Linked DNA regions of Homo sapiens: regions 2 and 3 are each linked to region 1. The links are chromatin loops, found by intact Hi-C in ENCODE. Cell type or tissue: chondrocyte. All regions are shown on one strand. Links, peaks and the distances in the headings refer to the core of each region. The heading gives the core; the rest is flanking DNA. Region 1 holds the start of SLC4A8 (solute carrier family 4 member 8). Region 2 overlaps SCN8A (sodium voltage-gated channel alpha subunit 8). Region 3 has its middle 12 kb from the start of ANKRD33.

Region 1 (10,857 bases), core at 1-8,000:
AGCTGGACATAGTGGTTCATGTCTGTAGTTCCAGCTACTAGGGAGGCTGAAGTGGAAGGATCACTTGAGCCCAGGAGGTCGACGCTGCAGTGAGCTGAGATCACACCACTGCACTCCAGCCTGGGCAACAGAGTGAGACCCTGTCTCAAAAATAAATAAAAATTCCATAAACACCTTCAGAGATCTCATCAAAATGATGACTAATGTAGGTCTTCATTAACTCATCCTGAATTATACCAATGGCCTCCTAGCTGGCCTCCCTCATTGCAGTCTCTTCCCATCCTGCCTTCCCAAACACTTAGTGAGTGCTTATTCAGAGACAGGTACTGTTATAGGCAACAAAGACACAGCCACAGTAATGCACAGTGATTAAGGGCACATCCTTTGCAGAGATGCAGCCCTGGGTCTGGCAGGGCCACAAGCAACCCTGGCACTTAGAATTACTTAACCTCTCTATGCCTGGCAGAGTAGCTCATGCCTGTAATCCCAGCACTTTGGGAGGCCGAGGCAGGTGGATCACCTGAAGTCAGGAGTTTGAGACCAGCCTGGCCAACATGGTGAAACCCCATCTCTACTAAAAATACAAAAAAATTAGCTAGGGGTGGTGGCAGGCGCCTGTAATCCCAGCTACTCGGGATGCTGAGGCAGGAGAATCACTTGAACCTGGGAGTTGGAGGTTGCAGTGAGCCGAGATCATGCCATTGCACTCCAGCCTGGGCAACAAGAGTGAAACTCCATCTCAAAAAATAAAAAATAAAAATAAAAATAAAAGAATTACTTAACCTCTTTATTATCTTTGTTTTCTCATTTGGAAAACAATAATAAAGTTCCATAATTCTCAGGGTTATAGAGAGCATTAAGTGAGATAATGCATGAAAAACACTTAGCATAGTGCCTGGCACATGGCAAGCATTCAATAAAAGTTAACAGTAACAGCAAATGGAGCTGTCAGGTGAGCAGCAGAGATGAATATGTATATTCCACAAGTCAGGGTTCACGGAAGATAGTACTTGGTAGGTGTTGTGAGCAGGGGAGAGTGAGTGACGAATATAATAGAATGATATGGAGCCAGACCTTGAAGGTTAAAATGGAATATTCTTGGCGGAGAGGAGGGGAAAGATTTTCCAGCTTCAACGCCTGAGCAAAGGCACAACATAGAGGGAAGAGATGTTGTGTAATGAAGTAATGGCCATCTGTCACTCTGTGCCAATCCTGACTAGACCTTGAGCTCCTTAAGGGGAGGCATCTGGCTTTGGATACGGGAGAGCTGCTCATTCACTTATGCAATTGAGCACCAATTTTATACCAGGCACTGTGCTAGGTGAGAAGATTTTCTGCTTGTCCCCTGCCCTCAAGAAGCTTCTAACTGAGATGATAATAAACAAGAAACCAAAAGAAGAATATTTCAGGTAAGTCATATGTTATAAGAAAATAAAACAGGACCATCTTAAAGAGAGTGACTGGGATGAAGGTTCAGAGAAAGCCACTCTAAGGAAGTGACATTCTAGTTGAATCATGAGAAGGCCTGGGTAAAACAGCATCCTGGGCAGAGGGAATGACAGGCACAAGACCCACCTGAGGTATGCAAGACTTACTGTATTGAAGAAACAGAAAGCCAGAGGAGGTGCAAGAAAGAGAGTGGAGGAGAGGCAGTCCTGGGAGGGTGGACAAGAGCCTGATTGTATTCAGGCTTGGTAGGCCATGATAAAGAGTTTGGATTTTATTCTAAAAGGCACCAGGAAGCCACTGAAGGGTTTCAAGATAAGATGTGACATGATCTGATTTGTGTTTTTAAAAGCTCCCTGTGGCTGCCATGTGGAGAGTAGTCTTACAGAAGGGCAAGAAAGAAAGCAGAGGGAACTGTTAGAAGGCTAGGACAGTAGCTCACATCTTCCAAAACAGCACAGCCTTATGATATTTAGAGGTGATGTCTGGAACCTCTCTGTTTACATCAAGTTACACAATCTGCTCACTTTACAAGGCCCATCTCCACACAGCCTAGTTAGCACATAGAAGGTTTAATTGGTCATTGCCAGTCAGTTGACTGTCTCTCCCCCAAGTCATCCCCATTTCCTTTCCTCCTTCTACCCTCATTCTCTTTTCCTCCCTATCTCTCAAATTTCCATTTGCCTATTACCTGACTCCAGCCTTCATGAGGTCCTACTGTTCCCATTGTATTCCTTTTCTTCTCCTCACCCTACCACCCAAGAAAGTTTCACAAACTAGATATAAAGGAGATATTTTCTATCCTACTCCAGAAGTACTCAAGAATTACTAATTTCACAGAACACTAACAGAAACCTAAGGGTCATGATGCCCTCAATAATATAACCTGTAAACATTCTGCATGTTAAGGACACTGTATCCTCACATCCATTCCAACCTATTCTCCCCACTGCAGCCAAAGAAATCTTTCAGTAGGAAAATCTGGGCCGGGCACGGTGGCTCACGTCTGTAATCCCAGCACTTTGGGAGGCCGAGGCGGGCAGATCACGAGGTCAGGAGATCAAGACCATCCTAGCTAACACGGTGAAACCCTGTCTCTACTAAAAATACAAAAAATTAGCCGGGCGTGGTGGAAGGCGCCTGTAGTCGCAGCTACTCCGGAGACCGAGGCAGGAGAATGGCGTGAACCTGGGAGACGGAGCTTGTAGTGAGTGGAGATCGCACCACTGCACTCCAGCCTGGGCGACAGAGCAAGACTCCATCTCAAAAAAAAAAAAAAAGAAAAGAAAAAAAAAAGAAAATCTGTTCATGATCTCATTTACTCTCTCATGCCCTCTCTCTCTCTCCCGGTTAGGAGAGACCCCCTCTCTCCCCTTTCCCCTCTACTTAAACCCCTTCAGTGGCTTCCCCTTGTTCCTCAGATAAATGTCAACTTCCTCAGCATGGGCTCCAAATGGCCCTGTGTGTTATAACCCCAGAACACATCTCATATACCATTCCCCTCATCGCTCCTTGTTGCTGCACCACACTGGCCTCATTTCAGGTCTCTAACCAGGTGTGTCCCCCTCTGCCACAGGTCTTTTGTGTAGCTGTTCTCTTTGCCTCTCAGGCCCTGTGATCCCCCTCTTCCCTCAGTTAACATTTATTCATCCTTTAGCTCTTTGCCCAGATTTTCTTCCTTAGCAAAATCTTCTCTGAGACCATGTCTGGAACCACTGTTATACACGCTTATGGCACTGCCTATCTTTCTTCAAAGCATTTATCACAGTTTATGATATTTATTTGTGTGATATTTGATTAAAAATAGTACTTCTCCCCTCCCCCACTAAATGATACGCTCCAGGAGGGCAAGAACATTGCCTATTTTTTCTTACCATTGTATCCCAAACAGAGATTGAATACATTTAATAGGCTTTAAGGGGGTTAGATATGCATTTTCCAAAATCTTAGATATTGTTCTTTTCAGACAGAGCAAGGAAAGAAGGATGTATCTTCTATTAATTGTAGCAAACTATTAACCAGGAAGAAGAGGAGAGAGTCAGTGTCTGATACTCATTTTGTTGCAAACTCAGGATATTTTCCCTGCCTCCTCGGGGAAACCATCCCTGAGGTCAACATGGCACTTGTTTCCAAGACGTGTCATCCTTCCTGAGATGGCCCATTACCCTCTTCAGAGCCCTGTACTTCAGACTTGCCTCCTCTTCCAACCCTCTTTCCAAGGCAGAAACCACACCATCTGATTGCACAGGAAACGGGGAGTGAGAATTCAATGGGCTGCCACTCATTCACTGAGTGTCACACAATAAACATTACTCCACAAAGCCCTTTCACAAACAGCACTTCGTCTGATCCTCAAAACAACCCTGTGAAGCATGCAAAGCAGACATAACTATTCCCATTTTAATAGCTGGGGAAACTGAGGTTCAAAGAGGCAAGTGACTTACTCAAGGTCACAAAGTTTGTGTGAGGCAGAGGTAGGATTTCAAACTACAGACTCTAACACTTAGTCCAATGCTTTTCCTTACATTAGCCGCCCCAACAGTTCCAATACCAGTTACTTAACCTTGGTTTTTTAATTCCCTTAAATAAGCACCTGTTCCTGACCCCTCCACACATCCTCAGCCCAGTTTGCAGTCCCTACCCAGAAGTTTTCAGGTGTCTGTTCAATGGGGCAGAGGGAGTCACAAACCGGGTCACCCTATCAGGGATTGGTCCCAGCCTCCAGAGTCTTTTCTGGCTTTTCCTCTGAACCACTGAGGAACCAGAAACCCCCAGAAATAAAAACACAAAGAGAAGACGTGCCCCACCAGAGCAAGGTCCCTGCTACCCTTTCTGCCCACGTTCTGGCAGGACAACGCGAGGCCAGACGCCGGCCCCTTCCAACAGAAAGACGCGAGGAGAACAAGAGGTCGCCGCCCGCCGGCTGTCAGGGCTCCTGGGCGGGCGGCGCAAGGGATGCGGCAGAGATGGGCCAGATCCCAGGTTCGGCCCAAGGTCACTCTCTCGCAGCCCTGGCCTGGTCCCCAACCGCCCGGAGCGCCCCCTGGTGTCCCGGGCTGGCCTCCCCTCGCCCTCAGGGAGCGGCCTGGGAAGCCTGGGCTCGGGGGCAGAAGGAAGGAGGGTGGGCAGAGGATGAGGAGGCTGCGCCCCGGGGAGGAGCGGGAGGCGCGGGAGGCGGGGCCCTACCTGATAGCTGAGGACGCCGTCCGGCTCGTTACTCCCGGCGGCCGGCATGGCGGAGCCGAACTAGGTCTCCCCCACGGGCTCCAAGCCAAGCATCAGCAGCCCGCGCCCTCTGGTCGGGTCTGAGCAGATCACTCGAACGGCGACCCCCACCCCGGAGCCAACGGTCAACCATCAACCGCCGCCGCCTCCATAGCCACCGGCCCGCGAGGCATCCGCCGCAACCAATCAGCGAGAGGCCTGCGCAGCCAATCAGGGCGCGGAGCACGGGAGGACGCTGTCCGGCGGTACCCTGGGCTACCGCGGGGAGGGGGAGGAGCCGGGGAGCCAACCGCTCCCGGGCCCGGTTGCCTTGGAAACCGCCTCCCTCCCTTCAGGGGCCTCTGGGCGTGAAGGTCCTTCCAACTGCTTGCTAGAAAATCTCTGCTTCTATTTGCAGCTGCACCTGACCCTTGAAAACTGGGAAAGTGTCGGTTTTGCCTATTCTGATTTCATTCCTTGGGAGATGATGTTTAAATTCCGGGCAAACATCCTTCGCGATTGCAGGAGGAGGTAATTGCGGATGAGGGGAGAGGGCCTTCTAAAATTAATTGTTTTTCCTTGAGCTAATGGCCAGATTAAAGAGCATTAAATTGAAGAAGGCAGGCAGTGTCAGGCTCCCTCACAGTCTCACTATGACTTAGGTCTTCTTCTTGAGTCTCAAGTCAGAAGCAAAACACACGGACAGGGTCGAGCTAAGGATGACTGTTGAAGCAATTCCACAAAAAGGCTTCGAACTTTTCCAGGAAATGATCTAAGGCAAACTATTATTTAGCAACAGAACTACTGACTTAACACAAGGTTAGAATATCATGAATAATGCATTAAATTTGATTTGGATTTATAAGAAAAGAGAGGCTGGCTAAAATCGAAGCAACCCTCTCTCCTCAAGAAAAAGAAAGGTACCTTTTGGGTTTTTTTTGTTTTTTTTTTGTTGTTTTTTTTGTTTTTTTTTTTTTTTTGGAGACGAAGTTTCACTCTTGTTGCCCAGGCTGGAGTGCAATGGCGTGTTCTTGGATCACTGCAACCTCCGCCTATCCAGTTCAAGCGATTCTCCTGCCTCAGCCTCCTGAGTAGCTGGGATTACAGGTCCCCACCACCACGCCCGGCTGATTTTTTTGTATTTGTAGTAGAGACGGGGTTTCACCATGTTGGCCAGGCTGGTCTGGAACTCCTGACCTCAGGTGATCTGCCCGCCTCAGCCACCCAAGGTGCTGGGATTACAGGCGTGAGCCATGGCACCCGGCCGTGGGGCCTTTTGTTTTATATGCACTATCATACCAGACTTCAGGTAGGTCCAAATTGGGGTCAGGGGAAGAATTGTTGCAAATAATTCTCAGCCCCTAAAGAAGCTACAGTTGGGGAAGGTAGTCTGATACATGTTAAAACTTTCCACCCCTGCTTACCATCCTTTGTGTTGGTCCTGAAATTGGAAACAAGGTTGGGCTTCAGTATCCCTGAAGCAGAATTGTATTTCTGATGTCCTGTATAAGCCTCCTGTCTAGTCTCTGCGTTTTAGTGTTCATTGCCACACACTCCATCAATCTCTTTACTAATCCTGTCATCTTGAATCTGGAATTCACATCCTACCCTCATCCCCATTTTTGTCCATCAAAATCTTAACCATCCTTCAAAGTTAATCTCAAAAGCCACCCTCTTCCAAGAAGCCTTTCTTTATTCTACTGTCCCTGATACCCCTAACAGATGTCATCTCACCCTCCCCAGAATTCTCAAGGCACTTCATACCTTTCTTATAGCAGTTGTCATGCTGTGGTTATTTAAGTACTTTATATGTTGACTTTAGCTTACTAAAATATTATAAGTTCTTTGAAAGCAATGATTATTTTTCTTATGCCCTTCTGTATACTCAACAGAGCCTCAACCAATCCCAGGCACATAGAAAGTACTTAGTAAATATGAATGCTTTTAATTCAATCTAATAAAAAATGTATTGAACACCTACTAATGAACAGGCCCAAGTAACACTGTAGAGGCAGAGAAATCTAAAATATATATCTCCAAGGGAGCTTAACAGGCTTATCAGGGAAACAGGGTATATGTTAATGAGTAATATTATATAAACCATGAAGATTGCAAAAATTCAGAAGAGAAAATGATCTTCAGGAAGGTTTCACAGAGGACATGGATTCGAGCTAAGTCTGAAAACATGGGTAAGATTTAGCTGACCCAAGGTAAGAAGAGCAAGCATCTCAAGTCTTAGGCAAAGACTTAAGAATAATAATGCACATGGCCCATTCAGGGTAGCCACAATTTGGGCCAAAGCAGAAAGTTATTGAGAAGAGCAGTGGGAGGTAATAGTTGTGATAGAGAAAGGCTGTGGGCTGGGCATGGTGGCTCACACTTGTAATCCCAGCACTTTGGGAGGCCAAGACAGATGGATCCCTTGAACCCAACAGTTCAAGACCAACTTGGGCCAACATGTAGAAATTCCATCTCTATTTTTAAAATACAAAAAAATTAGCCAGGCATGGTGGCATGCACCTGCAGTCCCAGCCCCTCAGGAAGCTGAAGTGGGAGGATCACCTGAGCCCAGGAGAGGCTTCAGTATACCACTCCACTCCAGCCGAGGTGACAGAGTGAGACCCTGTCTCAAAAAAATAAAAAATAAATAAAATAAAAGGCTGTGATCAAATTGTGGAGATCTGGCTAATTCATTCAGACTTTATTTTTCTTAAATGATAAAAAGCAGGACGCTGAAGGCTTTAGGGAAAACTTCCACACACCAGAACCTGGGTTTAGTGGTATAAATGCATTGTGTCATTTAATAGTCATAATGTCTCTACTCTTTTTCTATTTCACAGGTAAAAAACTGAGGCTCAGTGAAGTTAAGCAACTTACTCAAGGTCAGGCAGTCATGAAGCTGGGATTCCATCATTCATCTATTAATTCAAAACACTTTTGCTGAGAACCTATGTATCGTGCCCTATGTTAGGTGTTGGGAAAACAGCAATTAAGACAGTGTCCTTGGCCTCATAAGCCTTACAATCAAGTGGGAGAAAGTAAACAAGTCATCAAACAAGATAACCGCTAGTTATAATCACTACTGTTAAGTAAATAAAGAGTTATGTGATCAAGAGTAACTGGCATGGGATAGGGAGAGCTTCTCTGAGGAGGTGGGGAAAGATTCACCTGAGGAGACGAGTCAAGAACAAGCTCTCTGATTCTAGAGTTCTTGACCACTATGTTGTATTGGCCTATAAAAATTGTACCATCTCCAAAATCTGCCCTTAGGGGAGAATGGATTAGAGGGGGAAACCTGAGGCAGGGCGTCAGAAAGACTGACTCTAGCAACGTGGTAATTCAGGAGCCGAGGATGGTGGCCAAAGGAAAGATGTGCCCACATCCCCCACTCCCCTGGAAGGCAAGTCCCAGCCATGGCAGAAGTGGAGTAGGTAGGGTAGGGAAAGGAATTGAGAAGTAGTGGTGATTCCTGGGAGGACTGGTGGATCTGACTTCTCTCCAGTACAAATGTGGAAAAAGTCAGAGCCTCTGGCCCTTGACTCCAGGGTCAAGAGCCCCATCTTCTGGCCTATTGTGCAAATTACAAAAGGAAGTAGGCCACAGAGGCAGCAGCTAAGGCTGCTGCTATCTGGGGCACTGCAGAAGACAGGCTCTATCCTCCCAGGGATGATTTGGTCTCTCCTTCCCAGAAAAAGCTGGTTCACTTGGCTCTAAGCACGAGGCTCCTAACATCTACTGCTCCTTACCCTGGTTGGAAAAGCTCAAACACATGGCTCTCAGCCTGGCTGGAAGACAAGTCCTAGTGGAGCTGGGGGTATTCAGCCAAGGACATCACCTCACACTGATTATTTTTCTAAAGAAATCAGAAAAAAACAGCAGAACAGAATTCAGAGCCTTCTTGAATCTTCAGTCAGCCCAGAAAGAGGCATAAAGTGGACAAGAAAATGGAAAATACATGTGTAGAGGCAGAGACAACACATGCACACACACACACACACATCATACCAATAGGGAGGCAGAGAGGCATGCTACATGGATAGCCTCACTTCATCCTTGCAACAACTCTGAGGTAGGCACTATCATCCCATTGTATAGATTAGAAAACTGAGGCTTGGAGAGGTAACTTCCCCAGGGCACACAGCCAGCACAGTTAATAGATGGAGACACTAGACTGTGAGCTCAGATGAAATGATTCCACAGTGCATGAGCTTCACCACCCTACTGTCTCCCATGGGGATGCCTGGGAATTTCATCCTTCTCTAACTTTCATAGGCTCCACTCTTTCTTTGTGGCTTCCTGACGTGGCCATCCTTCCAGATTTTGTTTTAGACCTATTCTTTCTCTTCTATAATACCAGTGGTTCTTAAACTTTGGGGAAAGCGGTGGGTCTTGAACTCCCTGGAGACATTATAAAATCTGTGGATTCTCTTTTTCAGATAAGTAAACAAAGCCCAAAATTTTGCATATAATTGTAAGGATGTGTTCATAGACTTCTCAAGGAAGCATGAGGCACCTTACGTATATGATCCTTAAATATCCTGAAAGACATTGAGATTCTTCTATTCAGAGACAGACACAAATATAAGAAACGCAAAAAGTCTGAGAAAATGTTCTTAAATAATTTGCAACCAGTTTTTTCATCAAAAGCATCTTAACTCCTCCATCAGTTTACTCTGTCTCTTGTTCTATGTGAACTGTCCAAAGAGCCACCAGGGCCGGGGTCTTAGGCTTTACTTGCAATTAAATAGGTCCCAATTTCCAGCTGTGTCTTATACCTGATTTTTATTTCTCCACTTTCCTCTTACTTACACATCTAAACCCAAGATGTGGTTGGAGGAAAAGACGTCGGGATCTGAGGAAAGACTTAATTAGGGCTTGTTCGTGCTGTCGTCTGGGAGCATTTCCTGTGGAAGGGAGGGGCGAGAGGGGGAGTGAGAGAGATTCTTTGTCAAGCTGAAAAGGTTATGCAGGTGCATGATTTGCTTTCAGCCCTTGCCAAGTCACAGCATATTGAAAGAGACTACAGAATACAATTTTCATTGTTCACAGCATGCTGCCAGCATGGAACACTACACATCCCAGGGAAGAGTCTGAGGCGCCACAAAAGCTGAGAGCCAAGCTCCTGGCTGTGAAAATCGCTCCCCACTATTCGTCATCATCAACATCATCCACAGAACTTCGTTACACCACACTCAGTTACACTTTGCTCCAAACTGAGAGAGGCTCTGGGGCAGAATTCAAGTGAAATGGCAAAACCTGACTTCTGCCTTCTTTGATATCACTATTAAGATATTTGGACAGAGGCAGAGGTAGGGGAAGGGACCTCTAGAGGGAGCAGAACAAAACAGAAAAGCTGGCTGTAAAAAAAACGGTTGTCATCCGCAAGTCAAGAATAGGCCCTGGAGGAGAAAAGCTGTAGGACTTCCAGATTCAGATGGGAAGCCATTCAGAAATTTGAAAGCAGCAGGTGTTAACCAAGGACTACTTGCCAAGTCCTTGATACAAGAGCTGAACACATTCATAGTCAATACATTTATCTTATCCATGTCTAACCAAACCTAACCCTGCTTATAAATCAGGTCTATTTAAAGTGATTTCACTCCACATCTTATCTATTTAGGGATAAGACCTCCTGAGCTTTTTATACTAAGTATTATACTAAGTAGGGAAGTTCTTATTTCACTTTTAGCCCATAGGCCTGGGACAGCTTTAAGGTGGCAGCAAATTCAATACCCGACATTTGTAATCACTGCTATCTCATTTATCTTCAATGGATTGGTAAATGTACATAGAACATTTGAAGTCTAGGAAGTGGAAATGTAGCTAGGTATAGGGACTTGCCCAGGGCAGTTAATAGCAGAGCTGGGTCAAGAACTACTAATGCTTTCTACTTAATTGTATGGCTTCCTAGAAATATAATTCCATTCAGCCATTTCCTGCATAAAATTGAATTGGCTTCAATGAAACAATGAAAATGTGAATCTTCTTTAGAACTGACATTAACCCCTCCCCCACCAGCAAAAGCCCAGGGTTTCTCCTCTGTTTAGCCTTTCCCATAAGATGGGAGTTTTCACATAATTTCCGCTTTGGAAAGCTTGTCAGTGACACCCATTCATTAGTTTACTGAAAAAACTCCCATGGAGTTCTGAAAATAACTATTACTGAAGCACATTATCTGACATAGATATAAATTCAATCCAAGCTACT
Region 2 (10,857 bases), core at 1,735-9,734, 260 kb before region 1:
GTGCTCTAGGAAAGGAAAAGCTCTCATAAAGGAAGTTGATACACAGGGAGCTTTGTGAGACCTTGCAGGCTCCAGGTCAGTGGTTGCTCTCACTTACATTCTATTTTTGGCACCCTTGGCAGTAGTCTATAACCAAACTGGGAAGAGGAGAAGACAAAGAGAACAACAATTCCACTGAAGTGATCCACGAGAAAACTTGGTATACAGAACAATGGTTTTTACTAAGGGGGAATCATGGGCCAGCTCTACCACACAAGAATCAAAATGACATACTTCCAAGCAAGAGATGGCCCAGATCCACTGACTCATACACTGGTGCTCCCGCCTTGGAAGGAGACTGCATAGCAGGCAGGTAGGAATAGCACAACAGCCCTCTATGGGAGAAAGCATAATCAGCAATTTCAGAATTTCCCATGGGATGAGAGAAAACTTCCCATGAGGGAAACTTCATTACTGGATTTCTCTTGCTAACTCTAAAACATAGAATCGGGAGCAAAAAGATTGAGACTGAGAGCCACACTTTTAATTCAAGAACCAAATATACCATTTACTGACAGTGATCTATTATTCGCTTTACTATCCCTTAATGTTATTTTCCACCCCAGTTAGCCTCCCAAAGCCAGCTCAATTGGGGGTGCTTCTAGAAATAGGAATCTGGGACTCTATTTCAAACTGTGAAGCTGATGTCTAAATCTTGATACAAACCCTTTCTATTGGCTTAGGTTTCTTTATAATCATAAGTGCTGCTACTACAATCATTTATGGAGCACTACTATGGGCCAGGCACCACTGTGTTAGATACTGCATATATTCCAGATATATATATATATATAAAGGATAAATAACATGACATATTAAGGATATATACAAAGAATAAATAACGTGACACCAATCAAGAGTTATCTTGCAGAAATGCCATGGTCAAAAGTTAACCATATAGCAGAGACAGAGACAGAAGCTATGAGCTAGACTAGAGACAGCATCTGCTGCCCTAGTTAGTGAATAGAATACAGCTTTCCAATTTAATTCTGGGAGAGAAGTTTTGAGATCACAGGAACATAAAGAGACAGATGCCTTGCAGAGTACGCTGAGGGAAGTGAGCAGAAAACACAAGATCATATTTAAAAGGGGCCAGAGGAGGAGAGACACCATAGGAAAAAGGAAAGTAAAGATGTGGCATTCCAGATGCCTCAAAAAATAAGACAGGGCTTGCCTAAAGATTAGGCCACCATCAATGAGCTATCTGAGGCTGTCTGGAGAATGAGCTGAGCTTTCTGTTAAGCAGATTTAAAATGGCTAGGAACTAAATCTTGGTAAGTTAAGGTTGTAGTTTTTTGCCAAGAAGTATATACTCCAACTGACACCCAGCCTTTGGTTGATAGGGAGTCAGCTACCATCGCTAAAAATATAGGAATTCATCTTTGGTAGGGCACTGATTTACTGGCCAACTCCATGGCCCAAATTTGTAAGTGGTGAAGATGAATTTACCTTCTTTGAGGTTCTCAGTAAACCACATTCCAGTCTGCCCTCTCCAGGATTCTATCTTTGTGCTTCCCTCTCTATCTGCTATTGAGATAATGTTAAAAAGGGGAAAAAGAAATATTTCTGGGCCAGATGCAGTGGTTCACGCCTGTAATCCCAGCACTTTGGGAGGCTGATGCAGGAAGATTGCTTGAGCCCAGGAGTTGGCAGCCAGCCTGGGCAACACATAGGGAGACCCTGTCTCTACAAAAAAATTTTTTTTTAAAAATGAGCTGGGTGTGATGGCATGCACCTGTGGTCTCAGCTACTTGGAAGGCTGAGAAGGAAGGATCACTTGGGCCCTGGAAGTCAAGGCTGCAGTGAGCCATCATCGTACCACTCCAGCCTGGGCAACAGAGTGAGACCCTGTCTCTAGAAAATAAAAATAAATTTTAAAAAGAGAGATATTTCTGAGTCAGCCACAAGGGGAAGAGCCACGTAATAGGAATAGGATAAGAATAGGATGCCTCTGTTCTTTCTCCACATTCCTATTTCTACGAAACTGCTGTGGAAAGCCTGGTCTCTACGGAGTCTTCCTTGAAAACCCATGACCACAACTAAAGTCCAAAGAGCAACAACACAGTCTTCACCTCTGCCAAGTTACTGCCAGTATATCTTAGGCTCACAATACTAACTAAAATATCTTTCCTTTAAGATTTCAAGACTGGTCTTTAGAAAGATAAGTATTACCCAGTAGCAATGATTTAAATTAAATTAAGGAATCTTAACCTGGGGTCCATGGATGGGCTTCGGGGGGGGTCTGTGAACTTTCATCTGATTCTCAAAGGGATCCAAAACCTTCAAAAGGTTAAGAACCACTGGGCTAGCTCAACCAGAACCAAAAAGAAAAAGGCACAAATTTTAAAGAGGTTGTCAATCAACTAACTCTCAACTCACCTACTGATTCTGTTTTTCCCCCTCAAACTTCTATACTTTTTGTTGCCCATACCTTTAGTTGTATCTTATCTTACCTTTGATTTTTTTTTAACAGTGCCTGCATAAGCTTTCATTGGGATTTATGTCTGAGAATGAACCCTGAATATGTACAGTAGATGTCTACTGGTTCTTATTCTAGTGAGACAGACAGCAGTAGAACATGATAGACAGTGATTATTTAAGTGCAGTTCACTAACTCCAAGTCTCTTAAATTTGTCTCTGATACTGGATTAGTTAACTGGGTAGATCTCTTCTGTGATTAAAAAATTTCATTAATATAGTAATAGTAAATGTATAATTCTTTGAATAACGTCCCATCAGCAAACCATGCGATAGGAAGCCTAGAAATCACAAGCAATGAAATGATGGCAAATGTCAAAATTACTGTAATTCCATGGAGCCAGGAAGCAAATGATTTATATACAAAGAGACAGCTAGCTCTGTGACAATTTTTTCAAATATGGTGAGATCCAAGTGATTCTTAAGCACGTGCTTTTTCAATAGCATGGATGGAATGGGGGCTGCATGCCTGGCAAGCACTCAGAGAAAACTGCCTGAGGACCCAACGGCCATTCCAGAGAATGTCTCCCAGGAAAAACATGCAGAATGCAAGGCCATTATCAACTGTACTGATGCTGCTTTAGAATGGTGGACAAAACGAATGGAGGAGAAAGAGGAGATGTGGCAAAGTCAGTCTTATGTACAAATTTTCTCACCTGGAATTACAGAGATAGTTTTCAAAGCTCGGAGAACCCTGAATGTTCTCAGCGCTGAGACATTGCCCAGGTCCACAAACTCTGTCACATATCTGTAGTAAGGGAGGTCACACACAGACACAAGTGACAAACACAGACACAAACACAAACACCAAAGGAAAAAACAAAACCACAACAAAACAAAAAGTACAATACGTCACGTCAGGGCCCTATCCCAACACCTAACACCAACCCCGGACCATCTTACCTGGGATTACCGAAATAGTTTTCAAAGCCCTCAGTACCCTGAAAGTGCGTAGAGCTGAAACATTGCCTAGGTTTACAAACTCTGTTATATACCTGCAGAATCAAACCAAAGTTAACTTGTAATGGTACCACTGGGCGAGGGTTTGAGAATGGGGGGAAGAAAGGGTCTTATATACAAGCTATGGTTTCATTTTTTTTCCTTGAAAAAGAAAAGCTTCAAAATACAAACATTTAAGGAACATTTGTTTTTAATTGGACAAGAAGAATTCAAAAGTATATTAGAAAGGAGGTTTTTGGGATTTACTCCTTTAATCAGCATAGTAATGTGCTGATCCCAATCAGAATGGCTTTACTGTCAGCCCATTCACATTTTTTAGTAAAAAGGAAGGCCAGGAGGTATCAAAGACTTATGTTCCCAGGTTTTGCGAACAATTTCTTAAGAGAGGGAGACAAATTTCTGCAGCAGGAGCCCCACAAAAACAAATCTACATTAAAGTAACTCCCTAGTTGACAATGGCAAAATTGACTAAATGTCTGTATATATGACTTAATCAGGAGTTGTAATCATATGATTGTAGTCATGTCTATAAACGAAGTTTTGGCCTGTGACATACAAAAGCAGGGCTCAGGAAAATCCAAATCATGGGATCAGAGCAAATATTGTGTTAAGTGCTCATTTTAATTACAAGCTCTGTGCCTAGCAAGGACACTTAAAAATTTTAAATGAACACTAATGTGTATTCATAATGCTAGAAAGTAAGACATTGCCTTTATATAACAGAAAGTCAGTTTCAGTTTCAAGTATTCGATGCATATCATTTATTCACATTTTACAGTTGAAATACATCTTTCCACCAGATGCTCAGATCAATACATATTTAAATGCACTCTTTCTTACACATCATGCATACATGCAAAACCTATACACCACCCCCACTACACTCTCAAACCACAAAACGCTTTCCCAACCTGGAAATAAAAATATTAAAGCCTGCTATAACTCTTCTATCATCAGCTAAGTTTCCCAAAGATACATTTTTATTGCTAAAACAACACAAATGAGCAAGAGCAGTAACATACCAATGTGGAGTTACACTGATCTTGAGCAATAGTTCGAAATTCTGGTTAGTAACTCTTCAGGAAGTGCCAGTGTGGGTACCTTGGCTCATGTTTTGACTCTAAAATGTGCTCTGAAGTCTGCAACTCCTGGCCAGCCTTATTAAATTACATACGGTAAGACATACCCAGGAAACTAATTTTCAGCTGAAAGTTTACAACTAAAAAATTTCAAGTCTTCACAGAGGCCTTGTAATGATAGGTGTGCAAACCGTGATCGTTACAAGGAGGAATAAAATACGAGAGAGTGCCAATGGGAAATCACCTCCTCCTTTCTCTCCCAGCTGTAAAGCCTCTGCTTGCCTTCTCCCACATAATCACATTATCATCGCCTGAACCACAAGAGGCCCTCACAAGCAAGAATCATAGACATAAGCCCACAGGGCCTTACATGGTTATCCATTAATTCCTCATACAGCTGTGTCCACAAATGCACACCTACAAACAGACCCAGGAGTACAACTCCACACACAGAATCACACCCAGAACACCAATAAAGTAAGGGGAGAACTTACGCCATCATGATGACACTGAAATCTAACCAGTTCCATGGGTCCCGTAAAAAGGTAAAGCCATCTATGCAGAAACCTCTTGCAATGATTTTCACTAGTGATTCAAATGTATAAATCCCTGTGAACGTGTACCTGTCAAAGAAATGAATAGCTTGAGGTAATTTCTGGACAGAAACTTTAAATGAACCTTTTAAGTTAGCACTTGCCTGAAGTGTTGCTTCAACTAAGAGAGACAAAACAGAAAGGGCACAGCCAATGCAGCAGGAAGGAAGTGAGGAGGAGAAAGAAATGCTTTGAATGAAACTTACTGAAATGCACAAACTAAGACCTTTGGAATGTTGTACTGGGTCCTGAACTGTATTCCAAGGAAGTTAACTTTGCAGCTATCTAGTACATGATCATTTTGAAGAAGGTAAGGAGGCCCCCCAGAGCTGTTTTTAACCTTAGAGAAGTCAAAAAACAGGGAAACCTAAAATTGGAGAAAACAGTATCACCAGGAACTGAGGATACAAGATGGTGATGGGGCTGCAGGGCAACGGCACTGCCTGGCACAGGAAAGGGTGGAGTGAAGGGCAGTAATTTCTAGAGTTGACTTTTAGGGAGGGCTATTTCCTAAATTCCACATGTACTTTCAGCCTTCTCTGTGAAATAAAGAGAGGCAATAACTAATTTTTTTTCTCCTTGATGGGTAAACTGTGGCAAAGCAAGATTTAGTGACTAAAAATATTTAAAACAAACAAGCACACACATAAATGAGTTACTTACTCCACATTCTTCGACCAGTCAGGAGGGTTACTAAAAGTCATGAATACACAGTTGGTCAAAATAGTGCACATAATGATCATGCTAAATACTGTAGAGAAGAGTCAAGGGGCAATATTAAAATCTGGCCTGCCTTTTGTTTTCTCAAAAAACAAACACATTTCCATTGGGTATCAGATCTAAATCAATAACCTGAAAGGAGATGAAGCACAGAAGAGAAAAATGCAAGGTGACAATGAAAACTGTGGTCACCACCATAAACACAGCATGCCACTGTGAACTGTGGATGGATGGGGAAGGACAGCTATTCTCCTTCTTTCAAAAGGGCCGTCACTGTTCTACTCCCTTTGGATGAAACATGTTCCCCTAACCACTTTTCAGCTCAACTACAGACTAAGCCTCTAAATGTTTTTTGCACTTAGTATAATACCTTTGCACTTTCTCAACCAAAGTTGTCAGATAAGAAAATCAATTAAATCTATATGACTAGGTATTCATTTATTGGTAAGTTAATTATCTTATATAGCTAGTTATTTGAAAATCTACATGCAATGGTTCACTTTTTTTCCATAGTTGTTGTTCTTTTTTAAGAGACAAGGTCTCTCTATGTCATCCAGGCTGGTCTTGAAGCCCTGGGCTCAAGTGATCCTACATCCTCAGCCTTCTAAAGTGCTAGGATTACAGGCCTGAGCCATCATACCCAGCCTTCCCTAGTCCTTCTAAAGGGCTGAATTGTCTTTGGGGGCAAGGCATCAGCCAATACAGCCCATATGTGTTGAATATGTCCAATGTGGGAAACCAGCTGCGGCGTGTTAGGTAAAGATTTCAAGGACATCTGCACCACCACACTTCTGAAGACTAGGTAATAGAGCAAAATCCATTCTGAAAGTGTCCAGGAATGTTTATGGATAGCAAACCATACTGCCATTTCATTTCCATCCAGAATTTTTCTCAGGCCTTTCTGTTCTTATCTCTGAGAAAAATTAAACTATTTTAGGTCAGCACAAGTTACTCAAACTCTAATTGTCATATTAGACAATTAGAGCCAATTAGAGCCTGGGAGCCATATCCCACTTGCCACTAATTCACTCTCTCTTGTTAATGGCATTCACTATCTTTATTCTACCAGTGGAGTTTTAAAAAGAGAAAATATTTCTTACAGCTGGATTTTTTTTTCTTCATTACAGCTGGATTTGTCTTCATGCTTTTTGGAACCAGAAGAGAAAAAACACTCCATCTTCTGATCCAACAGAAAGGAAGAAGTCCACTGTGAATTATTTATTTCCTTATAAACTTTCAGGTTTCAGAAGTGTGTTGCTTCTAAACTACAGATTTCACAACCATGTTGCTAAATTCTCAAGAGTTAATAAAATGTGGCAAAAGCTTCTAAACCAATTCACCAAGTTGCCACTGCTGGCTTCCTCATCCTACTTGGAGGATACAGTAATCTTCGAAGCATGGGACTACATGCTGTTAAATATCGACCAGCCATGGAAGTTTCAAGCCACCATGCAACATCACTAAATCCATCAAATAATTTTTCATTTGCCACATGCACTCTCATATGTTAATAAGGTGTAACTCAGGCCACTTGAATAAATTGGCATTTTTCTATTTAAGGTGAGTAAAAATACCAGAAAAAATTCCTATTTATCCTACAATCTGCATCTAAACCTCTGTAACAAGGAGGTTATTTCATCTGAGAACTATCTCACTTTCTAAGCTCACTGCTCAAAAAATTTTTTAAAAATTCAAAGCTGATTTCTAAAGCATTCATCCAACTATTTGTAACTCAAGAAGGACTTTCAAAAACCTCTAATAATGGCTTTTAATATATTAAGCTGAATAGTTGGCCACAGAAAGAAATCACTGAAGTCTGAGTACTAAATAAAGTTAAGACTTCAACAAAGGTTATTTTAATTTGTCCATACAATGATACCAAACAAAATTTCAGATTCCCACAATATCATCCTAAGAAAAAAAATAATAATTTGCTGAAGCTTAGCTTGGGATGTGGCAGGAGTTCACTCTTAAACCTCTGACTGATGGGCTAGTTAACTACACTATCAGTAAAAAACTTAACATATAATCCAGTTGTCAAATATTGGAAAGGTAAACAAGCAACCATGCAATTGCCGCACTCACTCCACATTTGCCGAAAAGGATATGAATGTATCAAAATTTTAATAGCTATTCTTCTTATCAGGTTAAAAGGACTTAAAATGTACAAGGCAGGCGTGGCACTAAATCTGAAGAGAGTTTTCCCTCTGTTTAATACTACAAAGGTCTGTGGAGAAAGAAAGAGAGAGAAATTATTAAAGCATGGGTATGAGTCACCACATGAAACAATGATTTCTAGGTAAGGAATACATAAACTCAAAAGTCTTTAATACTTTTTACTTCCCAACTTGGTTTTTAAACAAGCAAACTTAACACAATGTTTGCCCCACCTCCCTCCCTCTGCCCTGCCCAGATTATAATACAAATAGCTGATGCAATCTTGGCAGTTTTACAGAATAAACTTGTTTCTTTCAGAAACAGGCCATTTGAATCATACCTAAGCTTCTATGCCAGCTCTGTACACGATACTGAAGTTCATTAATTTAGGATTCATTCACTCAACAAATATTGACTGGACACCTACTATGTGTCAGACAGTGTTCTAGGTGCTTGGGAATGGTCAGTGAACAAGATAGTCTTGGCCCGAAGAGTTTAAATTCTAGTGGGAAAGACAGACAATAAATAAAAACTGTAATGAATGAGTAAATCATATAGGCTGTGCTACACAGAAGATGACAAGTGCTATGGGAAAAGGAGGAAGAACAGGGAGAGGAAGATCAAGAATGCTGGAGTCAGGGGATGGGTGAATAAAGAGGCAACAGTTTTAAAGAGGTGGTCAGGATAAGCCTATTGAGAAGAGAGATTTCAGCAAAGACTGGAAGGAAGTGAGAAATGTTCTTCATTCAATCAATATTTACTTACCAATATTCAATCTGCTTTATATGGCTTTCAAGAGCCCCCAATATCAGCCTTGCCAAAATAATTAAATCATATTTCCCAGTATGAATGTTCCCATCTAGCCAAACTAGCTCATGTCCTCGGAACAGGTTCTCATAATTCATAACGTTGGCCTTTGTTTATGTGGCTCATTCTACCCAGAATGCCCTGTGTTCTGAATTCAATTGAATTAAAATATTTTTGAGCATCTATTCTGTGCCAAGCATTGTGCTAATTACCAGGACACAACACTGAATAAAACTGTACTTTTAGGGAAGACACATATGTGAGCTAGTAATTATGATGCAGGGTAAGTACAAAGTTCAATAACAAAAATATGCATAATGTATGAGAGGCAGCAGGAGGGAGAGATTTTTTTCCCCTTGGCTGGGAAATAAAAAAGAGAGTGAGCTGGGAAGTTCACAAAGGAAGGTAACTAATATTTGGAAGGGGCTTTAAAGGACAAACAAGAATTAAGAAAAATTAATTGGGCAGATTTAGTGAGAAGGGATGGAAAGGTAAGGGAACAAAAATCACATGTATGAAAGCATAGTAGCATGTAGCTGCAGGTTTTTTTTAGGGAATTGACCAGTAATTCAGTGTTGATGGAGAATAAAATAGGGAAGAGGGAGAGCAGACTGTGAAGCTGAGAGATGCAAGGGCCTACTAGACTGCAAGTTCCTAAGGAGACAGGCCAGTGGCAGATACACAGTCCTAACATCTCACTGTGTGAGTGAAAGAGCAAATGGCCAAATAAATGCTAGTCATTTTAAGTAGTTTTTTATTTTTAAATTTTGGAGCAATGCATGATCATAATTTTTTTAAAAGAAAAAAGGAACATAAGACCAAGTTCCATCTCATTACCTAATGATAACCTTCGATGCCAGTTTTTTTGTATATCCTTCTAGAAATTTTCTATGTAAATAAAAGCATACATCTATGTCCTTAAAAAGTCTCTCTCTCACATGGGATTGTTCCATAAATACTCTTCTGTACCTTGCATTAAAAAATGAACCTCCACAAAGAAGAGCCCAGGACCAGACGGTTTTGCTGATGAATTCTACCAAATGTTTAAAGAATTAAACAAACTCTCCCACAAAATAGAAGAGAACATTTCTAAACTCATTCTAAAGGCCAGTATTACCTTGATACAAAACCAAAGACATCATAAGAAAACTCTATACTAACATCCCTTATGAATATAGACACAGACAGCCTCAACAAAAATGCCAGCAAACCAAATCCAGTAGCATATAAAAAGGGTTGCACACCATGACCAAGTGGGATTTATCCCAGGAATGCAAAGATAGTTTAGCATTTGAAAATCAACCAATGTAATGCAACATATTAATAAAGGAGAAAAACCACATGATCATCTTAATAGATGCAGAAAAAAGCATTTGACAAAATTCAACACCTTTCATAATAAAAGTACTCAACAAACTAGTAATAGAGGTCCTTCTTAACCTGATACAGGTCATTTATGAAAAGCCCCCACCTTTTTTTTTTTAACCTCCATCCCCTACAATTAGGCTTTTGGTTCTTTGAGGGCAGGAACCAATCTTATGCTTCCCTCCACAGTTCCAAAATAATGATCAGCCTATGTACTCCCAATGCACAGTATTAGTGATGTTTTTTAAAGTTCTTTTCTTATCTTCTATTCTTTCCTTTCCTAATCTACCAGAGTCACGTCATTCTCTTCCCAATGGAAAAGTATTGAGCTAGATTCATTCTACAAACGCCCACTACACCATCCCTAGTGTTTGACATTGTACTGCAGTGAAATTCTTCCTGTAATGGAGCATACTGGTTCTGGTGGGATATGCTGCAGAAAAAGCCTAATCCTAAAAGCAAAGAGAAGTAGGAGACCTAGGGTTCATCTGAAACATATCGAGGGCTGAGCTATAGCTCTTCCATATCTTGGCTTCTCAAAGAAACAAACAGCCCAGGGCTTCCCCCAAACCCCTTCTCTGAAGTACTTGTACCTCTCTGTGTTTCTACAGCAACTCCCTCTATGAAAATAGCCTTTTAAATAACCTCCTCATTCAACC
Region 3 (9,788 bases), core at 1,682-9,681, 450 kb before region 1:
TTGTCTTAAAAAAAAAAAAAAAAAGAAAGAAAGAAAGAAAAAAAGTATTCTTGAGTGTATACCTACAAGTGGAATTGCTCTTATTTTCTAATTTTTTGAGATATGTGTGTAGCTAATTAATTTTCATCCTTTCTTCAAGTCTTTGAATATAAGCCTTATAGACCTTAAATTTCCCATTGAATACTACTTTAGTTGTTCCATTTTTATTTCCTCTTTGATCAATGAATTATTTAGAAATGTCTTTAATAACTTTCAAACATATGGAAATTATTTTTGTTACTTATTTCTAGCACTGTGGTCAAATCTTTAAAATCAATCGAGACTTGCTTTATAATCTAGTATATGATCAGATTTTGCCAAATACGTCATGTGTGCTTTAAAAGACTGTGTATTTTTCAGTTGTTCGGTGCCATGATGTGTGGAAAGTATTTCACTGGGTTCTGGCTTTCATTATCTTGTTGAGAGTTCAGTGTGTCTCCTTTAAAGATTGTCTTTTCTTTTTTTTTAAATTTAATTATTTTTTTTTGAGACAGAGTTTCACTCTTGTTTCCCAGGCTGGAGTATAATGGCACAATCTCGGCTCACTGCAACCTCCACCTCCCGGATTCAAGCGATTCTCCTGCCTCAGCCTCCCGAGTAGCTGGGATTACAGGCGCCCACCACCACGCCTGGCTAATTTTTTGGATTTTTAGTAGAGACGGAGTTTCACCATGTTGGCCAGGCTGGTCTCGAACTCCTGGCCTCAGGTGATCTGCCCGCCTCGGCCTCCCAAAGTGCTGGGATTACAGGCGTGAGCCACTGCGCCCGGCCTTCTTTTCTTAAGTCTTCAAGGTCTTCTTCTTGTCTTTGGTGTTCTTAAGTTTTACTTCAATGCTTAGGTATGGATTTCTTATGATTTACCTTTTTTTTTTTTTTTTTTTTTTGAGACAGGGTCTCACTCTATCAGGTGGTATCTCACTCTATCAGGTGATCCTTTCACCTCAGCCTCCCAAGTAGCTGAGACTACAGGCACCTGCCACTATGCCCAGCTAATTTTTTTTTTCTGTTTTATAAAAAGGAGGTCTCACTATGTTGCCCAGGCTGGTCTTGAGCTCCTGGGCTCCAGTGATCCTCTTGCCTTGGCCTCCCAAACTGCTGGGATTACAGGTATGAGCCACCACGCCCAGCCTAGAGATTTTTTTTCCCCCTGTGAGCTATTTATTATTTTCCCTAGAAAATGATGTTAGAAATTTCTTGAGGCTGAGGACTAAGGTATCTTCCTTCAGAGAATATGAAGTTTTTTTGTTTTGTTTTGTTTTGTTTTGTTTTTTCCTGCCAGGCATGTAGAGGTACTAACCAGTCCTGAACCACTTTAAACTAAATACCTAACTTGGATAGTTTTGGGTCATCCAGGGCTGCAAATAAGCGCAAAGATCAGCTGGTGGTTACAACTCAGAGATACAGCCTTGCTATCAGCTCAGCACTGAGGCAGCTTTCATTAAAGTCCTCTGGATGTGACAGCGGGATAGATTTATTTCAGGTTCAATCTTACATGAACGATGAATCCTTTGGAGTCATAGCTTTTTAGAGAATCTCCTATTAGATTCCTCACCTTGGTTCTATCAAAAATAGAGACTGTGAAATTTGAAGTTCAAGTTTGCCTAATTCGACAAATATCCTCACACTAAAGAAGGATTCCTTTGTCTGTTTCTCTGAGTTCCTGCCTTCCCTTAGACTTTAACCTAATACTTTCTTGCTATCTGGCCAGCACATCTACACTTTTAAAATAATTTGCGTATTTCAACCAGCATTTTTACATGACTTATGCTGAAAAATCAGTCCAGAATCCAGCCAGTCATATTATTGGAAATAGAATTTCCTCTATTCCTAATTAATTGCAAAAAAGCCCAATAGGAGACAGATGTGGTGGCTCACGGCTGTAATCCCAACACTCTCGGAGGCTGAGGCAGGCAGATCACTTGAGGCCAGGAGTTAGAGACCAACCTGGGCAACATGGCAAAACCCTGTCTCTATTAAAAATACCAAAAAAAAAAAAAAAAATTAGCCAGGCATGGTAGCCTGTGCCTGTAGTCCCAGCTACTCAGTAGGCTGAAATGTTGGCTTGAGCCTGGAAGATGGAGGTTGCAGTGAGCTGAGATTACACCACTGCACTCCAGCCTGGGCAACAGAGCAAGACCCCATCTCAAAATTAAATAAATAAATAAATAAATAAATAAATAAATAAATAAATAAAATAAAAAGCCCAATAGGAAATGGGCAAATAGCATGGTCAATTAATTCATAAAAGAAATACAAATGGCCAGGCCAGGCGCGGTGGCTCACACCTGTAATCCCAGCACTTTGGGAGGTGGAGGTGGGCAGATCACCTGAGGCTGGGAGTTTGAGACCAGCCTGACCAACATGGAGAAACCCTATCCCCAATAAAAATACAAAATTAGTCAGGTGTGCTGGTGCATGCCTGTAATCCCAGCTACTCGGGAGGCTGAGGCAGGAGAATCACTTGAACCCGGGAGGCGGAGGTGAGGTTGCAGTGAGCTGAGATCGTGCCATTGCACTCCAGCCTGGGCAACAAGAGCGAAACTCTGTCTCGAAAAAAAAAAAAAAAAAAAGAAAAGAAATACAAATGTCCAATAAACATATGAAAAGATGCTTAACCTCACAAATAGGCAGGAAAAGGCAAATTAAAATAACAATGAAATATTGCTTTTGGCCCATCAGTTTGGTAAAAATTAAACATTAATAATATGAAGTGCTTACACTGTGGGGAGAATGTAAATTAGTGAAGTATTTTTGGAAAGCATTTTGACAGTATCTATCAAAATAACAAATGTACATACACATTGACCCAGAAATTCTGCTTTTAGAAATCTTTTTCAAAACAGTGCTTGCATATGTGAGCAAAGATAGACTGAGTAGGCCTGGCATAGTGGTTCATGCCTGTAATGCTAGCACTTTGGGAGGCTAAGGCAGGAGGATTGCTTGAGGCCAGGAGTTCAAGACCAGCCTGGGCAACACACGGAGACCCTGTCTCTGCAAAATAAATAAATACAAATAAATAATAAAATAAAATTTAAAAAGACATACTGAATATACCTTGAAGCATTGTTTGTAACAGTAAAAAAAATTAGAAACAATTTAAATGTTCATCAGTAGAGGAAAGGTTAGAGGCACCTGTAGATTATGCCTCCATTCAATGCCTCCATTTATCTTCAAGAAGAAGATAAATATCTACATGGTTTGCCCTGAAAATCTCTCTGAGCCACCTTGTTCATGGTTGGAAAAAAAGCCAAATGCAATGACACACACACATACAAACACACAGGCACACAGTATACTGTATACATATATATACACACACATATACACACACACTTGAGGCCAGGAGTTCAAGACCAGCCTGGGCAACATAGTGAGACCCCGTCTCTACAATATACATATGCGTGTGTGTGTGTGAGAGAGAGAGAGAGAGTCTGGCTATTTACGTGTTTTTTGTAAATGCATAGAAAGAGCTGGAATGGTTTTTTTTTTTTTTGAGACAGAGTCTTGCTCTGTCTTTCAGGCTGGAGTGCAGTGGTACAATCATGGCTCACTGCAGCCTTGACCTCCCCGGGATCAAGCAATCCTCTCACTTCAGCTTCCTGAGTAGCTGGGACTACGGGCATGCGCCAGCACGCCCAGCTAATTTTTGTATTTTTTGTAGAGACGGGGTCTTGCTGTGTTGCCCAGGCTGGTAACTCCTGGGCTCAAGTGATCCACCCGCCTTGGCCTTCTAAAGTGCTGGGATTACAGGCATGAGCCACCGTGTCCGGCCAGAATGGTCATTCTTAACATTGGCGGCACAATGTAATCACTTAAGGACTTTTTAGAAATAGTGATGCCTGGAACCCACTCTGGAGATTCTGAGACTATTGGTCTGGGGCACAACCTGGGCAACAGGATTTTAAAAATCTCTTCATGTGATTCTAATGTACAGCCCAGATGGGGAACCTCTAGACAAAATGATGCTCTTTAAAACATGGTTAACTTAAAGAGGAGGAATAAGAGAAGGGTGAAGAAAAAGGTTTTTTGTTTGTTTGTTTGTTTGTTTTGAGATGGAGTCTCGCTCTGTTGCCCAGGCTGGAGTGCAGTGGCGCGATCTCCACTCACTGCAAGCTCCGCCTCCCGGGTTCACGCAATTCTCCTGCCTCAGCCTCCCGAGTAGCTGGGACTACAGGTGCCTGCCACCACGCCCGTCTAATTTTTTGTATTTTTAGTAGAGATGGGGTTTCACCATGTTAGCCAGGATGGTCTCGATCTCCTGACCTCGTGATCCGCCCGCCTCGGCCTACCAAAGTGTTGGGATTACAGGCGTGAGCCACTGCGCCCAGCGGGTTTGTTTTTCAAACTTGTATAATGTTTGAATCTTCCACCTAGATAATTACTACTTGGTAATGATAGAAAAAAATATATAAAAGAATCAGAAATATTTCCCTGTCTGTTTCCTTCTTTTCCTCTGCACACAGAGTTCGTCATCCCTTGGTGGTAGCTCTAATTCATTCATTCAATCACTATTAATTGAAAACTACTCTGAGTCAGGCACACAGTTCAGTGCTTGTGTTTTTCACACTAGTTATCATTAATCTCATTCTTGGCCAGGTGCCGTGGCTCACACCTATAATCCCAGGACTTTGGTTATCTCTGTGTCTCCCGCATCTAGTACCTTGTCGGCCATTCAGTAAATGTGAGTTCCCCTCCAGATTCTCCTCTGGCCTGAAGATCACCCCCAGCATCATGCAGGAGTGATGGTCAGGGACAAGAAGTCTTATTTTTGTTTGTTTGTTTGTTTTGAGAGGGAGTCTCACTCTGTTGCCCAGGCTAGAATACAGTGGCCCGATCTTGGTTCACTGCAACCTCCACCTCCCGGGTTCAAGTGATTCTCCTGCCTCAGTCTCCTGAGTAGCTGGGACTACAGGCGTGCAAATATGCCCAGCTAATTTTTGTATTTTTAGTAGAGACGGGGTTTCACCATGCTGGCCAGGCTGGTCTTGAACTCCTGACCTCGTGATCCGCCTGCCTCGGGCTCCCAAAGTGCTGGTATTACAAGGGTGAGCCACCGTGCCTGGCCTAGGGACAGAGTCTTTTTAACCTGTGCAGAGAGACCATAAGAACACGTAGGTAGGTGAATGGGGATTTCACATTTTGCTTTTCAAATCCTCTTTTCCCCAAGCCCAGAGAAGCTACTTCTAGCACCAATCACCCCAGCCTCAGCAAGGGTCTTGTTACTGCGAGGCCACTGTCAGCCAGCAGGTGGCAGGTCTGGGCAGGAATTGGAAGAGCATCCCCACCCCACAGGGCTTGAGGCTATAGCTGAGGGTTCTAGGGTCAGGTGCAGTGTCTGGGTCTTGGCAGGGCAGATGCACAGGAGGGTTGTGGGGTTCCGTTTCTGGCTCAAAGGAAAGGGAGTTATTTCTGTAGTTATTTCTGTATATCAGCTTTAGCCAACCTGGATGGGTACCCCAAGTGTGAGGATTTTTTTTTTTCAGGAGTCTTGCTCCGTTGCCCAGGCTGCAGTGCAGTGGCGCGATCTCGGCTCACTGCAACCTCTGCCTCCCAGGTTCAAGCAATTTTCCTGCCTCAGCCACCTGAGTACCCGGGATTACAGATGTGAGCCACCACACCCGGCTTACTTTTGTATTTTTTTTTTCTTTTTTTTGAGACAGAGTTTCATTCTTGTAGCCCAGGCTGGAGTGCAGTGACGCCATCTTGGCTCACGGCAACCTCTGCCTCCAAGGTTCAAGCGATTCTTTTCTGTCTCAGCCTCCCGAGCAGCTGGGACTATAGGCATGTGCCACCAAACCTGGCTAATTTTTGTATTTTTAGTAGAGACGCGGTTTTACCATGTTGGCTAGGCTGGTCTTGAACTCCTGACCTCGGGTGATCCGCCCATCTCAGCCTCCCAAAGTGCTGTGATTACAGGTGTGAGCCACAGCACATGGCCAAGTGTGAGGATTCTTCTACCTTCTACCTGCATTGATGCCCTGTCTTGAAGTGCCCTGTCCAGGCCTCCCTCCTCAAGAGGACTCAATAGGGATCCCTTCCCAGCCCCTGCCAAGTTCCCCAGGCCTGGTCTTGACCCTCTCTGTGTATGCCTTTGTTGATAGAAATGATTGTGGTAGTGGGGCATGGAGTTGTTGGTTAATGTGTAAAATAATGGATAGCTCCTGGATGACACAGGTACACTTCAGCCAGGGCCTTCTGCAGTCTCAGGCTGGTGGTCTTAAGGATTAAAAGCAAAGGCCCTTTATGGATTAACCTCCTTTGGACCTCTCAGCCGCTGGGGTCTGACAGGAGTTCACAAGGATGTTCCTTTGCCTGCCGCTCCTATTTCTCAATCACTCTCTTCAGTGTCTTCTGCTGGTACTCCTCTTTCTGTCTGCCTGTCATCCCCTTTTCTTCAGCTTGATCTTTCTCATCTCGCCATCTGGCTCTTTCCATCTCTCTCTCCCTCTGATGCTCTCTCTTAAGCCCTGATAACATACACTGCTTGCTCCCTAACTTGCTCTCTGACTGCCGTGCGTAATCTCCAGCCATCTAATCCTTTGGGCTGGATTTTTGCCCAGAGTCTTGACTTGCGGAATTCAATCAGAAGAGAAGGTGGTGGGGCGGGGGGCGGGGGGGCGGTGCAGGGGCAAATCTACAGAGAAGGAACTCAGGAAACTTTTGAGTCTGGTTTGGGAACAAAATACTGTGTCATCTCATCCCTTTCTTTTCTTCTGGGATCTTTTTCCAGCAGAAGCCCCTCTCCTCCCAGCCTCCAGGCTTGGTGGCAGTTACAGCTGGAGCCGGCAGTCAGTGGGGAAATGGCCCAGCCCAGCTGAAGGACTAGGTAGATGCAGGATGGGACCCAGCAGAGCAGGGCAGAGAATGGAGGAGGTGGCCTCTGACCCCAGCTCTGGCCCTTTCTAGGGGTCCTGTGTGACCTGCCATAGGTCATGCCCCCTACTCCCGAATCATGATCTGCATCACAAAGCCCACAGCTTGTAACTCAGAGCCAGCCAGGAAGGTCTGGGATTGATTTAGGGTCCACTCTGACCAGCTCACCCTCACTGGACTATGACCCCTTGGGTGGGGGTGAGGACAAGGGTCATGGGTGAAGTTCAGGCAGGGGTGTCCTGACCACCACTACAGCATACCTGTTGCAAATCCTTCTGCACTCCTAGTGGACTGGAGGGGAGGCCTGGGCACATGAGTTCAAGGTTCTCGCTAAATAACCCATTCCCTCTGGCACAGCTCAGGGCCACGGTGAGGGAGCCACGGTCATTGCCTAGTGGGCGTTCAGGGACAGCATTCTCAGGAATCAGGCTCAAGGTGTCTTACACAGCAGAGAGAGCTTCATTGCCCACCAAAAGGGCAGTCAGTTAAGTCCTACGTAAGCCCTTCCACCCATCACCACCAACCGCAGTTACACTGAGCTGCTCAGAGCCAGTGTACATTTTTGTTTACAAAAATTTTTACATTTATGTTTAGCCTGATATATTTCATGTTGTCAGTTTCCATTCATCCACCATTCCCTTCTGGAGATATCACTGAAGAATATTCTCTACTCTGAGTATTTCACTTTTTTGACCGTCATCCACAGTAAATACATTTACTTCTGGACCCAGGACACATGAATGCACATGTAACTACAAGCAGCGTTTCCTGAAACTGTAAAGCACTGTTATGTTTTCTACTCTATTCTGTTTTGTTGTAAGGAAAAAAAAAGTTTTTAAAATGATTCCGTCAACAACTAGTGGGCCGGCACTTAGAGTTTCCAGTAGATAACCTCTTACATCTTTACACCTTCGCAAGTCTTTAAAGCCCATCTTTCAAACACAGAATCCATATAATCTTCATAAAAGCCAGTGAGGAAGATAAGGCAGGGTTTTTCATTGACCCATCTTACAGATGAGAAAACAGAGACTCTGTGAGATCTGCTGAAGATCACCCAGCTGGTGTGTGGCAGGGATGGGATTCTGAGTCAGGTCTTTTGTACACCTGTTCATGGTGCCCTAATACCCCTAATACCCCGTCGCTTCTCTCTTTCCCTGTCCTCTGACAGCCTCCTGATTGAGGTCATTGTCTGTTTCCAGTCCGAAGGCCATCTCCTTCCATGGGGAAGATGGAGAGACACGGCAGCTGAGTAATTTTGTTTCCCGTCATCTGTTAAACACCGCACCATCTGTCAATTCCACCCTCAGCCTCCCACCCACTACCCAGAGGCCAGCGTGGGGGAGGAGGCCATTTTCTTAGAGTCTGAGCCTTCAGGCCCACTCCCACAAAAAGACTCAGAGTACCCACAAAAAGCTCATTTTTCAGCTCAGAACCAACAGCTGTGGACTAGAATTACAGGGGGCAGCACAGGAACAAGATTAAGGACTTTCTGAGGTCAGAGGTATAACGCAAGGTGAGTCACCCCTCCCTGACCACCAGGTCTTGTCTTCATGCCCCCCGCAGCTCCACCCCCCATCTTGCTGAGGATCCAGAGCTGTGAGGAAGGTGAGCTGATCCCAGCAGCAGGAGCCCTGCAAGCCGCTTCAAGTGCGGCAAAGCGAGTCCATCTTACAGGGGCCTGGGCAGATTTATGGGGCCTTGGGTGTGGCTGGCTGTTGCTCAGCTTCCGCCTTTCTAATTCTCCCGTCTCCTCCATCACCCCGCCCCCTCCTCAAGAAGGCCTTTGTGCAGGACAATGAGGAATCTATAAATTCCGGGGGACAGGGATGGGGGGAGGGGAACACTGGTCACTTCAGCTCCCCCCGTCCACCCTGGGGGCCCTGCATAGATAGCAAGGAGGGGCTTCCATGGAGTGGCCCCATCTTGTCTGATTCACACTGGAGCCCAGAGACAGAAGTGGGCCAAGCCCCACCACTGGCTTTCACAGATGAAGAAACTGAGGCTCAGAGGCAGAGGGCGTCTCCAGTCCCTGCTTCATTCACTCTGCCTCTCACTCATGTATTCATTCTCCTCCTCTTACCTATGCCCTGGTCCTTCCCTCACGCAGGCATTCACTCCACAAATACCTATGGAGTTCTAGATGAGCACCAGGCCAGGTACAGAGGGGGCAATGGTTGGTGAGACCCAGCCCCTCCACCAGCCCCCCACTCTGGAGGGTCATACAGCAGTGAGCTATGGTTCCAGAAGAGCCAAAGCATAGCTCCAGCCCCAGTTTTCCCGGCTGGCAACCTGCACCCTTTCATCAGCAAGCCCTACACGGCTTTCATGAGCATTTTGGAGTTTGATCCTGGTGGGGTCCCTGGGAGACAGGTATTATGTACGCCTCCCCCACCATTTTGCTAATGTGGTCTCAAGAGGGTAAACGGTTGCCCTCTGGTGGGCAAGATCACCCCTCTGGTGGGTAGCAGAACTGAACCAGGAACCACCCTCCGCACCACTCCAAGTGCTGTGGGGACTCAGAATATGGGCGTGGGCTGAGGCTCAACTTCCTCTTCTACCACTTGCCCAGCTGGCCCTGTGCCTGACCCCCATGCTGAGCTTTCCCTGGTGTTCTTCCCATCTTCCCACAGTAGTTATTAAATGTCCCAGGCTCACCCTGATTTCTTTACCCCACTCATCTATCTGTTGGATAGTAATAATGAATTCAATGCTTATGCTGCCTGTGTGTTGTGGTGTGGATCTGTGTGTGTGGTATATCTACTTGTAAACTGAGGCTATTAGTGTCTACTTCACAGGAGGATGGAATGAGTTAAATTAAACTAAACTATGTAAAGGACTTAGAATGATGTCTGGCACAGTCAGCTGATTAGCTGTCA

What was found. Peaks named below come from ENCODE experiments on the same cell type or tissue, not always from the same donor. Only the 100,000 strongest peaks of a DNase experiment are listed, where the experiment ranks them.
Region 2: a loop joins it to region 1, with 2.0 times the contacts of the local background. A loop is called at or near these places in 23 of 110 quality-filtered maps.
Region 3: a loop joins it to region 1, with 5 times the contacts of the local background. A loop is called at or near these places in 48 of 110 quality-filtered maps.

The regions. Positions count from the first base shown.
Region 1 is chr12:51,418,811-51,429,667 of GRCh38, reverse strand. SLC4A8 (solute carrier family 4 member 8) reads right to left here and starts at 4,837. Exons shown (of 25, transcript NM_001039960.3): 1 at 4,633-4,837. The coding sequence starts at 4,680. SLC4A8-AS1 (SLC4A8 antisense RNA 1) reads left to right here and starts at 4,340. Exons shown (of 3, transcript XR_001749147.2): 1 at 4,340-4,428; 2 at 5,069-5,181; 3 at 7,491-7,769. RefSeq lists enhancers at 4,219-4,278, 9,416-9,917 and silencers at 4,389-4,598, 4,869-5,078. In chondrocyte, for the core only: a CTCF peak has its summit at 4,518 (motif pointing left); a DNase peak (open chromatin) is centred at 4,747.
Region 2 is chr12:51,681,413-51,692,269 of GRCh38, reverse strand. SCN8A (sodium voltage-gated channel alpha subunit 8) reads right to left here. Exons shown (of 27, transcript NM_001330260.2): 3 at 7,978-8,096; 4 at 5,813-5,902; 5 at 5,051-5,179; 6 at 3,174-3,265. Among named protein-coding and RNA genes, the nearest start is that of SCN8A, 96 kb to the right of the region's middle. In chondrocyte, for the core only: no CTCF peak of the experiment used is centred there; no DNase peak of the experiment used is centred there.
Region 3 is chr12:51,870,928-51,880,715 of GRCh38, reverse strand. No RefSeq gene overlaps it. Among named protein-coding and RNA genes, the nearest start is that of ANKRD33, 12 kb to the left of the region's middle. In chondrocyte, for the core only: CTCF peaks have their summits at 5,085, 5,287 (motif pointing right), 9,184 and 9,387 (motif pointing left); no DNase peak of the experiment used is centred there.